Linked DNA regions of Homo sapiens: region 2 is linked to region 1. Evidence: chromatin contacts called from ENCODE Hi-C or POLR2A ChIA-PET data. All regions are on one chromosome and are shown on one strand. Each heading gives the region's core, a stretch centred on a gene start or an enhancer-like site at or near the end of the contact. The rest is flanking DNA. Distances are from core to core; before and after follow the strand shown.

Evidence for each region. Hi-C counts contacts between places; a loop is a spot of excess contacts on that map. ChIA-PET counts read pairs that join two places held with the same protein, here RNA polymerase II (POLR2A). Pooled maps may share reads with other maps.
Region 2: a loop to region 1 is called in a map of PC-3, with 4 times the contacts of the local background. The contact joins the enhancer-like site here to the promoter of TLN2 in region 1. A Hi-C loop is called at or near these places in 25 of 168 maps with a recorded cell type or tissue (IMR-90, PC-3, Right ventricle myocardium inferior and 12 more) and 19 of 50 pooled maps. POLR2A ChIA-PET finds 5 or more read pairs at or near these places in 4 of 52 experiments (H1, IMR-90, MCF 10A and 1 more).

The regions. Positions count from the first base shown.
Region 1 is chr15:62,389,119-62,392,002 of GRCh38, forward strand. It overlaps TLN2 (talin 2), which reads left to right and starts at 1,432. Exons shown (of 59, transcript NM_015059.3): 1 at 1,432-1,567. RefSeq lists enhancers at 852-921, 1,840-2,454 and silencers at 1,088-1,284, 1,332-1,661.
Region 2 is chr15:62,453,843-62,456,933 of GRCh38, forward strand. All of the region lies in intron 1 of TLN2 (talin 2), which reads left to right. Among named protein-coding and RNA genes, the nearest start is that of TLN2, 65 kb to the left of the region's middle. RefSeq lists an enhancer at 226-774. Within about 2 kb of position 1,774, at least 5 of the 41 ENCODE cell types and tissues checked have a DNase peak (open chromatin) inside an H3K27ac peak, as active enhancers do; they include PC-3, gastrocnemius medialis, heart right ventricle and 1 more, where a contact is called at or near this core.

The DNA.
Region 1 (2,884 bases), core at 182-2,681:
TATCTTTGCTGCTATGATACATACAGTCCGGTTCATCAGCCTGGTTAAGGACAGGGTATTGTTCTCACAGAATGTCCAGCCTTATCCAATGTTCCAACGGACTTATTCAAAATAATTTCAATTTACAAAATCAATTCAGTCTCCGGTTTATGGTGACAGCAGTTTCTTTCTCTGAGAAACACTAAAAAGTTGCCAGCAGTTCCATTTGAGTAACTGAATAGATTTGCTACCTATTTCCTGGTCCATTCTGTATTGGGATGGAAATAATGTCGTCTTTCCTTTTTTTTTTCTTTTTTGAGACAGAGTCCCGCTCTGTCATCCAGGCTGGAGTGCAGTGGTAGGATCACCGCTCATGCAGCCCCCGAGCTCCCGGGCTCAAGCGATCCTCCCACCATTCTCCCCAGTAACTGGGACTACAGGCATGCGCCCCCACACCCGGCTGATTTTTAATTTTTTTTGTAGAGATAAGGTCTCGCTATATTGCCCAGGCCGATCTTAAACTCCTTGGGCTTGAGATCTTCCTGCTTTGGCCTCCCAAAGTACTAGGAGTAAAGGGGTCATGGCTAATTCTTGTTTTTTTAAATTACTAATGTGTCCCTTACAGATAAATAAAAAAGTAAAATTACTCACAATTCCACCAATCACTGAGAGACTTATTGGTGTTTATCTATCCAGTCTTTTCTGCCTTTCTCCATAAATCACAGTTTTTAAAAACGGGACCATACGGTACATAGTGTTTTGTCTCCTCACCCCCTTGAATAACCTTCACATTGTTCCATGGTATTTACAGTATTTACTAATAATGACTGTAAATGTAAGAGGTATATAACTGACTTTATTCAGGGCATGGCAAGCAGGAGTGAATTATTTTCTTCTTATCAACACAGCACGCCCCTACCGCCACTCATCCCTATAGTCGTTCTCTAAATACCTAAGTGACACCTGACCAGCAAGGTTTCAGGGTCCTTGTGCTGAAAGGAGCAGGCTCGCCTGGGGTCACGGCCCTCCGCTTCGCAGCAAGACCCCACCGCCCACCACGGCCCTCCAGTTAGCCACAGCTCGCTTCCCCCAGGACCGGGCCAGAGGTCCCGAGAGGGCACTCTGCGGACCTAGGGGCCCCAGCCTACAAGACGCTGTGTCCTGCAGTCATCCCCTTTACACAGCAGAGCCCCAATTCTGGGAAGCCGGGGTCACCCCGAGCCTCCCTTCCCCGTGACAGCTCGGCCGGTGCATCACCTTCCCTCGCGGACCCTTTCAGCATCACCACGCGTGGGAGGAAACCCAGGACGGGCGCCTGAGCCTCGGTGGCGGCCCACCCCGGTGCCGCGCGGCGCCGCGGCCGGACCGGCGCCGCGCCGTCCCCGAATGATGACGCGCTTCCTGCCCTCCCAGCGCTCTCGGGCAGTGCGCTCGCGCTCGCCCTCGGCTCTTGTTCCGCGCCCGGAGCCAGCGGCGGCGGCAGCGGCTGAGGCGGCTGCGGGAGCGGAGTGGTCGCCCAGCGCGCGGGGGGACGCGGGCTGCACTCCCGGGCAGGCGCTCTGCAATGAGACAGTAAATGCATCCCCCGGTAAGGCGCACGGCTCACTCGGGTTTTCCTCTTCCTCCAGCTGCATGCACGTTGCATGAATTTCTCGTGTCTTTTCCCTCCCCTCTCCAGAAGGAAAATGTGGGGTTTTTTTTCCTCCCTTTTGCTTCTCGTGAGTGATGCCAATGCAGGAAAAACCCGTAAAGCTCCCAGATTTGATGGTCTAGGAGGGCTTCTTGCAGGAAAATAAAAATAAAATGAAATTAATGCACCTGTCTATTGCACATGTATGTTTCACTGCACCGGACCCGGGCGCAGCGGTTTGCAAACAGCCTCGCAGTCGGCGCCAGAGAGCGGATTCCTGGCCGTGGGCAGCCGGTCCCCTCCGGGGCTCTCGCTGGGTTTCCGGTAACTGGGCTTTGAAAAGCGGCCCCGCCTGCATAGAGTGTCCCCTCGACCCCAGCCGGGCCCCCGCGCCAGAAGAGTTGGCGCTGGAGGAGCAGCTTCATTCCAGCACTGGCCGCCGGGACTCCAGCGCCACTTTGCAAACAAGTCTCCCGCCGAGGCTCTGGGCTAAGACAGCCCGCCAGTGCGGAGTTCCTTCTCCGGTGCCGGACACTCAGACCTGCCGATCCCACGACTGCCCTTTACTTGGCAATCTCGCCACGGGCGAACTGCTGGCCGCTGAGCGACGGGGGCAGTGCCGGGCCGAGAGCGGGGCCAGGCTTTGCATCCAGTGCGGCTGGCCTCACACAGACTCAGCGGCTCCCTCTCCTTCCTCGGTCCCACGAGCTGAAATTTTGCGCCCATTGGAAGCTGGAGGGACCTGGAGACGAGTATTTCGGGATCCCTGAGGGGACCGAGGAACGACTTTCGAGGGCGCCATATTTTCAGTGGGTCTTGACTGCGGAGGGGAGGGGGCGAGCAGTTTCTGGGTCCCGGGGAGAGCCCCGCGCCCCAGTCGGAGAGGCCTGATCGGTTGTCGCCGGGAAAGTTTGCGCGCCGAGGCAGGCGCGGAGGCGGCCGCACAAGGCGCGCACGACTGCTGTCCCCGCAAGGGCGCGCGGACTACAGCGCGTCGCCACGCCAGCCGGCGGGGCTTGGGAACGAGAGCCGCCGTCACGGACAGCGTGCTGGGCTTGCCGCCTTCCTCTGTCCCGCCTGGACCCGGCCTTGGGGCTCCGAGGCTCAGGGAACACGCCCCTCTTCCCCGCAGCTACCGCTGCCCGGGTGCTCAGCCGGAGCCGTGCGCTGGGCGGCGTCCCGGGGCTGGGCGCCGAGTGTAGAGCGTTCTCCCGGTGCCCGGGCTCGCCTGGGTGCTCCGAGGGGCGCAGTAGCTCACTTCCTGGGGGAGAGGAG
Region 2 (3,091 bases), core at 524-3,023, 65 kb after region 1:
TTTCTCCTCAGTGTTTTGGAGGACATAAAATGATAGTTCTCAGGGTTTGCAAACAGTGTGAGCCCTTCCTGCAGCTGCCGGTGGGTAGGTGGATAAAATCAGTTTTGCTGCTATTGTCCACGGGCCAGGCCCACCCCCAGGTGCCAGTGGCTGACCCCTGGCCACCTGTGCGGGAGTGTGAGTGGCTGCCTGCTGCAAGGGCCCCTGTGGCTCAGAGGAGACGGGCACACGCTATGCTCCCTTCAGAGCAGTGGTAGACATGCTTTATTTTGGGGTTTTGAAGCCCTAGCATTTAGTGGCTCATTTTGGCCTTTTTCTTCCCCTAAGGGATTCTGTGATGTTTAATGACTCAACTCTGATTGTACTCCGGATGTTTCTTTTCCACTGATGTCAGTTTATAGAGCAGTCCTCCAGCAAATGTTTGTGTGGGCAGGAGGCAGAAAGGGAAGGAAGAGGTGAGGGGGCACTTCGGGACCCCAAGAATAGGCTTCAACTGCTGCCCCACACACCAGGGAGGCCAGGCCCTGACATTTTAATGCCCAGTGCTTTTGCTTCCAGACCCATTGGAGGGGTCTGGTTGGGGCTTGGATGAATGGGACCTGAGAGCCGTCTCCTGCAGGGCTGCTGGTTCTCTGTGAGAACTTTGGGATGCCAGGTGGGGCACCGTCATGGGGTATGGGATTATTTGTAGGTCTGGTCATTAGGGGTGGGATGTCTGGCAGATGCCTTAGAGCAAGTGTATCAAGAAGTGGGGTACAGCACAGGACCCTGTGCCCCATCCTTCCGTGAGTCCCCTTCTGGCTTGTCTCCATAGGACTTCAGCTTAACACAGGGAGTGAGGGAGAGGGCAAGAGCATGGGCAAGAGGGAGGGTTTAGTTTTGAGCAGATAGATCCAGCTCCTAGTTTGCCTTAGACCCTGGAACACTGGCTTCTTTCATTCGGCCCTTTAGAGGAGTGGCCCAGAGTAGCCTAGCAGGGACTGAACTCTTTCGGATGGCTTCCAGAGCATTGTTCCCAAGACCCTCCCTTCTGCTGACCCTGTGACATCGGGGCAGGTGGGGAGAGAAGAGGTAGACACTATCATTCCCCCAGTCCCAGGTCCCTCCACACAGCTTATTCCTCACTTTTCCTCCCCCCGGGGGGCTGACAGAATCAAACTTGTGAAATACTGAACACTGGGGTTTTGTGGTGGGCAGTTATGTCTGTTACTAAGCACAAGGAATTTGAGCAAAGGAGGGAGAAAAATAAATAACTATTTTTAAAGGGAACCATTGTATTCAATGGACTCCTCCTTTTTGAGGGTCTGTCGTGGGCAAAAGATTGTGGTGCCTCCTGAGAGTGATACAGAGGCAGTGAGTCCCCGACTCTTCCTGCAGGAGTGTGTAGGTCAGCAATATTGCAGTTTCCAGGTGAGGAGAGAGGTGCTCGATGGAGGGGACGTGATGGGGAACTCAGGAAGGGGTTCCTGGAGGTGCACTTCAGCCGCGCCTTCAGCAATCTGCAGAATGTCAAAAAGCCAGTGGGAGAGGGTGTTCGGGATGGGAGAGACTGAATAAACCAAGACAAAAAGATGGTACAGCGCAGTAGGAGTCAGATAGCACAGGGGTTGGTTAAAGACTGGGGCACCGCAATGTATGGGGAGCAATGTTTTTGTTTGTTTTTTTAACCACTGGCCTAGTGTCGGTTGTGAGCTGTCTGTTGACTTTTAGAAAGAGTAACCTACACCTCGTTCCTACTCATCGACTTCTGCGGTTACCACTATGCCAGAGTGCCATTCTGGAAGGCCTCCAGCAACCCTTTGGTGGCCAAATCTCACAGTTTGTTCCCAGGTGCCCTGCTCGGGGCTGCCTGTCACGGGTCACTGCTTATCATCCTCTAACACCCTCTCTCCCTTTTGCCTCTGGGACTCCATATGCCTTGATGGGCCCTTTTCCAGTCCCCTTCTGCTATCTCTCTTGACTCTGACACACATCTCCATTCCCCAGCGTCCTGTCCTCCGAGCCAGTACCCCTTCTCTACCGCCGCCACCTGTTCCCTGTGCCTGAGCTTTACATCTTGGCCAGGTGCAGGGCGTCTGGCTGACACTTTGCTTTTGCAGACCAGTGCAGCCAGCCCTGCTCCTGGGGGTTACGAGTCTGCAGTTGCGAACCCCAGAAACCCAAAGAACTGAAATTCAGTCCACAGACATCTATTAACCTGCTGGGTGACAGAGTAAGACTCTTAAAAAAAAAAAAAAAAGAACCTTACTGGATCAAGCCCCCAAGGGGACAAGTGACAAGTAACAGCCCTGATCGTCCGGGGAGTACCTGCTGCTTCTCCAGCCTTCCTTTTCCAAGGGCCTCTTCACTGGAAAGCTCTGAGTCAGATCTAAATATCCAAGAAGGCCAGACTTCTTTTTGTCCTTTTCTGTAATCTGAAGCTTCTCATCTCTCTCAGCCTCCTACTTCCTAGCAATTTGACAAAAGGTGAAAAGCGTTTCATCGGCTCTTCAGAGCTGCAGCAGTAGCAGCTGCAGCCTCAGCCGCACGGAAGGTGGAGGTGCTCTTGAGTGAGTCCTCCCCACCGTTTAAAATGCAGGGCTGGACCTGAGGGATTTATGTGTTCCCTGGGTGTGCGTCTTGTGCAGGCGACTTTGAATTTGACACCTCTGTCACATAGCCAGTGCCTGAAAACCCTGAAATGATTCTTGGTATTCAGAATTCACATTGGGTAGACTTAGGTAGTATTTATAGCATTCCCAAGACAAGTTATTGCCAAAGGAGGTAGTGACACTTATCAGGGCCTGTGTAGGAGACACAGAGCTGAGTAGACTCTTTCTCTGGCTAATTTTAGATTCCCAGTGTTGAGGTTGGGAATGAGGGCTTGTCACATAGTTAGTATGTTTTCAGAGGCTCTGATCTCCCTGAGACTACAAGTACAAAGGCTGTGTGGCCATTTCTGTTTCCTGGGGTTTACTCTTCCATCCGTTGTCTCACTGCACAGGTTCTCCCTGGCTCTGTCTCATTCTGCTTGCCCCATGGCAGAAAAGGGGGGCGGTTCAGGGCTCCTTGACATTCTGGCATTAGGCCACCAAGCTGTGGGATGGGGGAA